Regions from separate parts of the Homo sapiens genome. Here region 1 is linked to region 2. The links are chromatin loops, found by intact Hi-C in ENCODE. Cell type or tissue: prostate gland. All regions are shown on one strand. Links, peaks and the distances in the headings refer to the core of each region. The heading gives the core; the rest is flanking DNA. Region 1 overlaps RALGPS2 (Ral GEF with PH domain and SH3 binding motif 2). Region 2 holds the start of LOC102724754 (a long non-coding RNA gene).

Region 1 (5,381 bases), core at 200-5,199, 75 kb after region 2:
ACAGAAAAGCTCTGTCTTAGGGTATCCACTGCCATCCTTCAAAAATGGCAGATAGGTATGAAGTTCGCAAGAGTGAAAAGGTGGCCTGTAATAGACCAGCTCGTTAGTAGATCTGACAGAGTGAACATACCTTACCCATTCTACTTCTGCTACTCTTGTGGGAGGTAACTAGAGAGAAAGGAAAAAGTCTTGGCTCTTGAAACTGTTTCCTCAGAAGAATTTGTACTATAAAGAAGTATTTCTCATCTGCTACAGCAAAAACGAAACATTCTAAGCACATATTTTAGTATAGGTGCTGCTTCTATAAATACTGACTATGGGTCAGAGAATCCGATCTAGACCTGGTTCTAATCCTTGTGTGGCCTTAGCCTTCAACATGCACAGAGTACAAAGAGGTTCTTGAATGACAGGGTCTCTAAGGCATTTCCAACTCTGACATTCATATTCAATTACAGACAAGTTTCTTTCCTTGGTAATGGTTGTAGAAAATTACTAACATTTTACTAAAATACAGTTCAGTAGGACTTCTGTTAGAAGAACAAACCTGCTGAATTATCTATAAGCTCAGAGTACATATAATTACAGTTCAGGAAATATAATTACCCACAATGACTGTGAGCATTCTATCATTCTAAAACCTGTCACTAATCCCAAAAGGAGATGCTATAAAAATAAAAAGCATGTGATGCTAAAACTATCTGGGTTTAGATTTCCCTAAAATCTTTAACTTTATTGAACATTTTAATGAAGATGACATAATTTATTACAGAGGATCAATTTAATTGGAATTGCATGGTATGAATCTAAAACATTGGCTAGTAAAGTCACCTGGTAATTTTAATACTAGTTAGGCAAGAATGTTTTAATTAATGCCTTACAAACACTGTGTACCATTTTCATAGTCTTAAGGCAGTGAGCTTTTTAAAGGTAAGAAAGCTATCTTATCAGGGTCTCAAAAGCCTCAACAGCACTAGCAGCGTATCTTTGCACAGAGTAGACACTGACCAAAATCTGCTCAATAAACTGGGGAACAAAAAGGATTACAATAAGGTGGTAGCTGGAAGAGTTATTCTCTGAAACCTAATCTTTAAACAAATGCCAAAGTATTACAACTTAATATTAAATTTAAGAAATTAATAAAGTTAATTCTAGCCTAATCTATTAACACCAATAAATATTCAGTTTTTCCCTCAGATAGTTTTTAAGATTACTGACTTTAACATAGATTAATATGAATTCTTTTTGCTTTTTCTCCTTCACTGATTTGTTTTTCAAAAGACATCATTTTACAACCTCATTTCAAAATGAAGACTTTTACCTGGACCCTAGGTGTGCTATTCTTCCTACTAGTGGACACTGGACATTGCAGAGGTGGACAATTCAAAATTAAAAAAATAAACCAGAGAAGATACCCTCGTGCCACAGATGGTAAAGAGGAAGCAAAGAAATGTGCATACACATTCCTGGTACCTGAACAAAGAATAACAGGGCCAATCTGTGTCAACACCAAGGGGCAAGATGCAAGTACCATTAAAGACATGATCACCAGGATGGACCTTGAAAACCTGAAGGATGTGCTCTCCAGGCAGAAGCGGGAGATAGATGTTCTGCAACTGGTGGTGGATGTAGATGGAAACATTGTGAATGAGGTAAAGCTGCTGAGAAAGGAAAGCCGTAACATGAACTCTCGTGTTACTCAACTCTATATGCAATTATTACATGAGATTATCCGTAAGAGGGATAATTCACTTGAACTTTCCCAACTGGAAAACAAAATCCTCAATGTCACCACAGAAATGTTGAAGATGGCAACAAGATACAGGGAACTAGAGGTGAAATACGCTTCCTTGACTGATCTTGTCAATAACCAATCTGTGATGATCACTTTGTTGGAAGAACAGTGCTTGAGGATATTTTCCCGACAAGACACCCATGTGTCTCCCCCACTTGTCCAGGTGGTGCCACAACATATTCCTAACAGCCAACAGTATACTCCTGGTCTGCTGGGAGGTAACGAGATTCAGAGGGATCCAGGTTATCCCAGAGATTTAATGCCACCACCTGATCTGGCAACTTCTCCCACCAAAAGCCCTTTCAAGATACCACCGGTAACTTTCATCAATGAAGGTGAGTTACCTCTTACTGTAAAAAGTGGGAGTATGAGGTTTATATTTTTATGCCTTATGAAACAATGCTCATAATAAATGCTTATTCATTTTGCGATGTTATATATGTACATTAAAATTTCTATTGTTTTTTATTAATATCAAGAATTGAACTTAAATACATCTCCTCTTCCAGCTCTGAAGTTCCAGGAGTTTATAAAAACTTAATGTATTCTGTGAAAAAAACCAGTCTTCCATCCAAATTCTTATGATCGAGGGGCTACTATTCTTGAGACAGGAATAAGTACATGCTCCACTCCGAACCACTCCTGTGCACCATAACCATCCTATCAGCTTCTAGCTAGGTCGTCGCTGCTACCCGACAATTCTTTTATTTACTTCCTGCTGCTTGTACATCATCTTCTTCAAAAGAAACATGTAAAATTTTGCTTTCACTCTCTTCAAGCTGTAATTACACCTCATTATCTCCACTCTCAGCAGATGACTCAACTACTACTATACTGAGTAAGTCTAATCAGGTCCTGGGTTTTGTTCTTTCTTATCTTGAAAGCATCTGTACAAAAGCCATGCCTTCTTGCCGTCAGCCTCAAGAAAAGGTATCCCTCCTATTTTCCAAGGCTAAACAATTAGTACTGTGTATCCTAAGAAATATAAATGTTCATTATTATAAAAAAAAACTATTGCATTGATCATGCATGATTCCAAACTCTACTTTTAAATTTCATTTCTTTCTCTCTTCATGCATTCAATGTCAGTCACTGATCTAGGTGTCCAGAAAGCAAAGATGAATAATTCATCTTTGTTTCAGTTTACTAAACCCACTGCTAACTTTCTGAATTCAGTATTTTATGTTTATTTTACACTTGCATCCATTTTCTCACAACTCATTCCCCAGAATCCTTTACAAGCTGATTTGCTTCCTTAGAGTGGAAGGGAAAACCCAAATGCCCCAAAGCAACGAGTAAATAAATTGCAGCTCATTCACTTATTGAAAAGGCAGGACATAAAACATATACTATGAAATAATTTTAAACAATAACAATAAAAACACAGACTAAAGACTAGAAAGAAATATATCATGAAGTGGTTTCATCTCTCTGTCAGTGAATACCACTTCGCTATTCACAGCCCTGCTTTCCTGGCCTTCTACATTTTAATATTCTTCCTTCACTTCCTATTTCTTTAGGTCCTTCACTGGCATCTTCTTCCTTCTATGCCTTAAAGTCTTTCTTCAAGATATTCTACTTTAGAGTATTTTGGCTTCAAGTATCACCACTGCTCAGATGATTCCTGAATGTAGCTCTCCCTCCTGATTTAACCAAAGCTAGACGTTTGCATTTGGATATTTCACCATTACCTCACATGCTACTGCTTTCTTTACTGAAACACCTTCTTTCAGCTTATCTGTCGTCAATTTAGCAGATCTCAAGGCTTAACTCAAATAATACCTCTGATGTTATGACTTCCTAGATTCAAACAAACACACCTAGGTGGCTTTTTCCCCAAATCACTGACTATTTCTTAAACATGTTTTCTATATGATATTACACTGAAGTTATTTATTTATGTCTGTCTCCTTGCTGGTCTGAATGCTTCTGGAAGACAGTTAACTGTCTTTTCACCATTTGATCTCAACATCTCTGTTTTGATTAATGTTGTCATCCATTTCCAAATAAGCTTGGCTCATCTTTGATACTTCCCCAGCTGCCCCATACACAGTCCACTGAATTCTACTCATGTCCCCTTTTTGGTCTCTTGTGTGCATGTCCCTCATTTCTATTCAGAGCCAGAACTCTTGTTTAGATTCAAATGATCCACAGCAGCAGCTAGAAGACAGAGACTCCATAGGCTACCAGCTGTGTGATCTTAGGGGAAAGAAAATTATCTGTGCCTCAGTTTCCTTACCTGTGAAATGGGAATAACAGTATTTACTGCATAAGATTTAACAATTGAAGAGTGCTTAGAACAGTGCCTGGCACTCAAATGTTAGTTCTTACTATGAACTGTGTAATAGCTTGCCAACTGGTGTAACTCTGTTTTCTCTCTCCATCAAAATATATTTACATTGCCAGCAGATTCATCTTCTTAAACTACTCACATATCTGCTTCTGCAAACAGAAAAAGTCCAATTTGCTTAGTCTGGCTAAGAATAATGTCCTCCTAAAGAATGAAGCCTACTTTCCTAGCGGACCTTCCACTAGTTTCCTTCACAAAAACCATCTGTTCCAATAAAACAAATTCACTCATTTTCCCCTAAATATTTTCATGCTTTCTGCCTACTCAAAGAATAAGGCTCAAGCCAAACCAACCAACCAACCAACCAAATAAATAAATAAATAAATAAATAAATAAATAAATAAAAAAAATGCAACTCCTCCTTGAGGCCCTTGTTGACGCCTACAGGTTTGAAGTGATCGTTCCTCTCCATGAATACCTCTACTCTCTGTAACATACATAAGACATTTTGTATAGTCCCTCTTAAATTATCAATTATCTTTACATACACTCAGAATACATCTAACTAAGAGGCTTTCCAACTATATTATAAGCTCCTTCCTGGTAGATGGTTACAGTGTCTTACCTGCAGTTGCTAAATATGTGTTAGTTGATTTGGTGACATTTTTATAGAGCTTCTTAAAATTGTCATTCCAAAGACCCTCATGAAAGTAATTTAATACGTTATATCATATTGGATTTGTTCATTTTATACTGTTCTAAGTTACAGTAGCAATAGGCCAGAGTATCATTAAATTAAGTAAATGATTATCATTATTAATATCCTCGCCGGGCATGGTGGCTCATGCCTGTAATCTCAACACTTTCGGAGGCCGAGGCAGACGGATCACTTGAGGTCAGGAGTTTGAGACCAGCCTGGCCAACATGGTGAAACCCCGTCTCTACTAAAAATACAAAAAAGTATTGGGCATGGTGGTGCGTGCCTGTAATCCTAGCTATTCAGGAGGCTGAGGCAGGAGAATCACTTGAACCTGGGGGGCGGAGGTTGCAGTGAGCCGAGATCGCACCACTGCACTCCAGCCTGGGCAACAGAGTGAGACTCAAACAACAACAACAACTACAACAACAACAAACAAACCTCAATCCCTTTGATTTCCAAAGGAAAATGCAGTGTATAAAGTGACCCACTGGGTATAGAAATAAAAAACAGAAAAAAAATTGCTTTTGATATCCTTTAAAAATTTTGTTTTATGTAAGCTTTTATATAATTTATCAGTAGTTTGTATACGTAAGTTATAA
Region 2 (5,381 bases), core at 250-5,249:
AATGATGCATGGGGGGGGACCTCCAGCTGTTGCTCATGGTGGGTGGGAGGGTGCAGGGCAAGGGCTGCAAGGCCGGAGCCTGTGAAGGTGGGCAGGATCGGATCACGGAGGGCCTTGGAAGCCATGCAAGTTGCTCCAGTGTGCTCTGGAAATGAGGAGGCCGCTGCGGGTTTTTATTCGTATTTATTTATTTTGGAGGCAGTCTTGCTGTACCGCCCAGGCTGGAGTGAAGTGGTGCGATCTCACTGCAACCTCTGCCTCCCGGGTTCAAGCAATTCTCATGCCTCAATAGCTGAATAGCTGGCATTAGGCATGCACCACCACGCCCAGCTAATTTATTTTTTTTATTTTTAGTAGAAACGGGGTTTCACCGTGTTGCCCTGGCTGGTCTCAAACTCCTGATCTCAGGCAATTCGCCCACCTTGGCCTCCTAAAGTGCGGGGTTTCAGGCATAAGCCACTGCGCCCAGCCCCACTGCAGGTTTTTAACAGGCCCGTGGCAGGAGCGGATGTGGGTTTCAGGGAAGATCACCACGGCTGCAGGGTGCCCGCATGGAGGCGGAGAGCATGCTGAGGAGCCAGCCTAGCCCCATCGGTAGCAAGCAAGGTAGTGGAAACCCAAACTGAGAGGCAGTGGGCGTGGCACCTGTGTGAACAGGAGTCAGGAAATTTAAGTATGAAGGAAGCTGCATGTGGAGACTTAGTAAGTAATTGGATGAATGGGTTTAGGGAAGGTAGGAGGCTGGGATGCCTGTGGGACGTGGGCTGGTGAGAACCTGGTGCTATTTTCAGAACTGGGGATGCAGGAAGAGAGTCAGGTTAGGGAGGGAGATGAAGAGTTCTATTTTGAGTATCCTGAACTTCCTTCCTTTTAAGTGGAAAATAGCATTTCCCCTCCTTTATACTATCAATTTGTTTCGTTGAAATGTCCTTTGCTGCAAAAAATTTTTCAGGACACCCAGAAGAATACATAAGTGAATAAAAATTCTCAATTCTATTACTTGGAGATAGTTAACATATTGGTGACTGTTCTTCCAAATCTTTTTTCTCTGCACGTTAATTCTAAAAAACATAATTAGGGGCCAGGTGTGGTGGCTCACACCTGTAATCCCAGCACTTTGGGAGGCCGAGGCAGGTGGATCACCTGAGGTCAGGAGTTCGAGACCAGCCTGGGCAAAATGGTGAAATGCTGTCTCTACTAAAAATACAAAAATTAGCTGGGCGTGGTGGCGTATGCCTGTAATCCCAGCTAGTAGGGAGGCTGAGGCAGGAGAATTGCTTGAACTCAGGAGGTAGATGTTGCAGTGAGCTGAGATTGTGCCATTTCACTCCAGCCTGGGTGACAAGAGTGAAACTCCATCTCAAAAAACAAACAAAAAACAAAATACATAAATAAGATAGAGTATAACACCTTAAAAAACTTTTGGTGCTCAGGCGTGCCCTAGATCAATATAATCAGAATCGCTGGGGGTTGGGGACCAGGCCTCAGTGTTTTTAAAGCTGTCCAGATGATCGTATGTGCAGTCAGGGTCAAGCACCAGCCCCTTAGAGATGAGGTAGTACAAGGAAGGAGAGCACAGGCAGCATCTGTGTTGATTCCACACTGTTCCTGCCTTCCTCCTGGAGTAGGAAGGATTCCATGCTTTCCTTCAGAAAGAAACCAAAATCTATGCAATAACAAGAGTCATTGACCCTAAGGCATTGCAGACTTCTATCCAATAGAATCAGACCCAGTCATGGTTCAAAGACTTGAGGAAACGGCAGGACTTTTGGATAATCTTCTCAAGCCCAGTGGAGGCTTTGCCTTGGGTGATGGATGGTGAGGAGCCACGTCAGTGGTTGAATCATTGCATTAACACGTCAAGGCTCAGGCTTTCTAGCTGGCCATTGGAACTGAGGATGTCATTAGTCTCTTAGCAAGGTTAACTTTGGGTAATACGAAGAAAAGGGATTATGAACTCTTGGAATCAGCATTCACCTTCTTAGAGAAAGAAAAGAAGGCGAAGACGAAAAAGAGTGCCTCCGATTCACGTTAGAGCTTTGAGTCCAAGAATTGTAAACATGTATAGGCTGCCAAATCTCACTCTAAATATATTCCAATGATCTCATGTTTTCATATGCAGTGGAATAAAAAGAGGCATTTTTATTCATTTTGGATGACAGCATCTTGAGCTTTTATGGGAGTGTTGTAGGAGTATTAGTTTAACCAAGAGCTGCAATCAATATTTCAACCATTCAGAGTCACCACAACAGGCACGTTAGACACTGAATGACAATTATCTTGTCATTGCAAGTTGGACCCTCAAACGTGTTCCCAAATATTGATGGCAAATCCCCCACCCCCAGGGGGAAAATCCCCCATCAAAGATCCTCTGAGGAGAGCCAAGCGAGGCACTGGAGAGAGCAGTGCACATATTTCGAGGTGATTAACATTTCGGTTTTGGCCTCCTCATCTGCAAGGGCTTCGTCTGTTACTCGTTTTCTCTTTGGCCAAAGAGACCACATCCAGTGTCCCGAAGGAGAAGGCTGGAAATTTTTCGGAAAGCCCTTTTAGGAGAAGCCCAGTGAGAGGGCAAGCAAAGCTTCATTCCTTTTATGGCCAAGATCTCACAGTGTGAGACACAAAAAAGAGAGCAAGAGCAAGAGAGCTGGAGAGCATGTTGTCTCTGTTCCTCTGCTCCCGGGGCTGTGGCGTCCACATGGTCTCCAACCTTGAGCTGAACACAGTTGATACAAAAACCAGGGACCCTTTCAGTGGCCCCTGGGGTGACGGGAGAGTCCAGCACCCCACTTCCCCTCACCCTCGGGGTTAGCCTTCACCCCGCTCTGGCATCTTCGTCCCAGCCCTGCGTGCACATAAATCAAGCAGCAGGGTAGCTCGGAAACATGACGAATACCTTGGCTGGCTCCTGCTTGAAAAGACAAGGGGGGAGAAGAGGGATTCTAAAGTAACCCGGCCTTGACTGGAAACGCAGCCAGAATTTAGTGTTCCTGGAGCTGGCCCCAGCTGCTCAGACAGGAGCTGCCAGGGGAGACTTCCCTGGGGGCAGCCCCAGCCCTCCACGCTCTGGAGGAGGAAAAAGCTTTGGTGTCTGTCAAGAACATTATTCAAAAATTCTTGGACACTTCTAAGCCCTTTCTGTGAGCATGGAGACAGGGGGTTGAGGGAAGCTTTGCCTAGGCTGGGATGGCACTTGGGTATAGCCCCAGGTTTGAGTGCTGCTGTATTCATGGACAGTGCCCCAGAGGTGGGTGTGTGATGCCTGTGTGTGTGTGCATGTGCATGCGTGTGCATGTATGTAGGGGACCGGTGAGGCAAGACAGCCCACTTAAGGACACGGTTTTAAGTACACTGCCAGCTTTCAGTCTGGGGGCCTGTGAATGTTGTGGCTGTTGGCTTCTCCCTTTCTCTGTTTCCCAGTTCCACCAGCTCCCAGTGTCTCTGGTCTCTCCATTCATTCTTTTCAGTGGGTCAGGCCCCTGCTGGAATGACTCTTCAAGAGTCTGCTCTGCCCACCCTGACCAGGGGCTCCCAGTAGGGAAAGCCGAGGGTTCTAGGCGTTGCCCTCCTGCCTCCTCTGTCTGCCAGGACCACTGCAGGGGGCTCCTGAGTGTCCTGGCTCTCCTGTGAGGTGCCACAGAGGCAGGACTGCGTAAGGGACTAGTTCAGCCTTCAAGGAGCTTCAGTCGAGAGATTCTCTTTGTTTTGTTCTTGAGGGTCATGAAGAGATCATTCCAGCTGTCACCGACAAGAGATTCTGGGAGGCACCTGAACACAGTGGAGGGCCACAGAGAGTCTTCTTCCACAGAGAGCTCTGTAGGGATGAGGCCTCAGATGTGACAGGCTCTGAGCACGGGAGTATTAGAGGCTGAGAAGGGCTGCCTCCCTAAAAAACATTAATCGTGTTAAAATATTCACTGCCCTCTCCAAAATCTCAACACTTAAAAGCATTTTTTACGTTTCTTTTCTTTTCTTTTTTTTTTAAAGGAAGAAGCACCGTGGGGACTCTCACTGCAAAGAAGACAGACCATTATCAACACTCCTCCCCTCTGTTCCCCAAAGTCCCCTCCTGACCGCAGCATCAATCTTCCACGCTGGCCGGCCGGTAATTAGCTTTCCTCAGGGCAGGGGCAGATCACCAGCTCAGGCCTCCATCCAGGGGTTTCCTGTCCCCAAAGTTGCACTAATGCAAATCCATTTTTCATTAGGAGAAAATAAAACTCACAAGTGACATCAACTGAAAAATGTTTTTTGAGAGCAAGTTATTTCCATTTAAAGCTAAGCACATGACAGCTGGTGACTTTTAATGGAAAGTAAAATTTGCTGGGCTGAATTACTATCAAACCACTTGAGAATTTGTTTCTAATTTTCCTTTTTGGAGGAAGGCAGTGCTCTGGAGTCCAGCAGAGCAGATGAGGAATGGAAAGGTCTGGTCTCATCTCTAATTGCGGCCTCAAAAGACCCTGGACAATCCTCAGTAAAATCATGTCCCAAGATTTAGTTACATTAATTTTCTTTACTCTGTACTTGAAACTCATTTAATAAGCTGGTTAGAAAACAAACTTTCTGTACCACCTTTTGTTTGGGCCCCCAAAACCAAAATGGTTGTATGTGTACTGAAAACTATCTACGGTTGGCCAGGCGCGGTGGCTCACGCCTGTAATCCCAGCACTTTGGGAGGCCGAGGCGGGTGGATCATGAGGTCAGGAGATCGAGACCATCCTGGCTAACAAGGTGAAACCCCGTCTCTACTAAAAATACAAAAAATTAGCCAGGCGCGGTGGCGGGCGCCTGTAGTCCCAGCTACTCGGGAGGCTGAGGCAGGAGAATGGCGTGAACCCGGGAAGCAGAGCTTGCAGTGAGCCGAGATTGCGCCACTGCAGTCCGCAGTCCGGCCTGGGCGACAGAGCGAGACTCCGTCTCAAAAAAAAAAAAAAAAAAAAAAAAAGAAAACTATCTACAGTTTCTCCACTTAATAGAAAATATCTGGTATAGCAGAACCTGGTGGGCATTTGCTATGGACTGAATGTGCCCCTGCCATTCATATACTGAAGCCCTAACCCCCAGTGTGATGGTATTTATTAGGAGGTGGTGCCTCTGGCAGATTTAAATGAGAGCATGAAGGTGGGACCTCCATTACTGGATTAGTGTCCTTATAAGAAGAGGAAGAGACCAGAGCTCACTCTCCCCACCACGTGAGGATACAGTGAGAAGGTGGCTGTCTGCAAGCCAAGAGCCCTCACCCAAACAGAATCTGCTGGTATCTTGATGTTGGATTTTCTAGCCTCCAGGACTGTGAGAAATAAATGTGTGTTGTTTAAACCACCCAGTCTATGGTATTTTGTTATAGTAGCTAGGGCTGACTACAACTGAAGTAGGCT

The links. A loop is a pair of places that touch in the nucleus more often than their neighbours do. Peaks named below come from ENCODE experiments on the same cell type or tissue, not always from the same donor. Only the 100,000 strongest peaks of a DNase experiment are listed, where the experiment ranks them.
Region 1: a loop joins it to region 2, with 2.1 times the contacts of the local background. A loop is called at or near these places in 26 of 110 quality-filtered maps.

What each region holds. Positions count from the first base shown.
Region 1 is chr1:178,861,700-178,867,080 of GRCh38, reverse strand. The region is part of intron 8 of RALGPS2 (Ral GEF with PH domain and SH3 binding motif 2); the gene reads right to left. ANGPTL1 (angiopoietin like 1) reads left to right here. Exons shown (of 6, transcript NM_004673.4): 3 at 1,279-2,127. The coding sequence starts at 1,305. Among named protein-coding and RNA genes, the nearest start is that of ANGPTL1, 6.7 kb to the left of the region's middle. In prostate gland, for the core only: no CTCF peak of the experiment used is centred there; no DNase peak of the experiment used is centred there.
Region 2 is chr1:178,936,683-178,942,063 of GRCh38, reverse strand. LOC102724754 (a long non-coding RNA gene) reads left to right here and starts at 2,993. Exons shown (of 3, transcript XR_426873.4): 1 at 2,993-3,247; 2 at 3,988-4,105; 3 at 5,086-5,165. RefSeq lists an enhancer at 2,395-2,894. In prostate gland, for the core only: no CTCF peak of the experiment used is centred there; a DNase peak (open chromatin) is centred at 2,963; H3K27ac peaks cover 2,122 bases.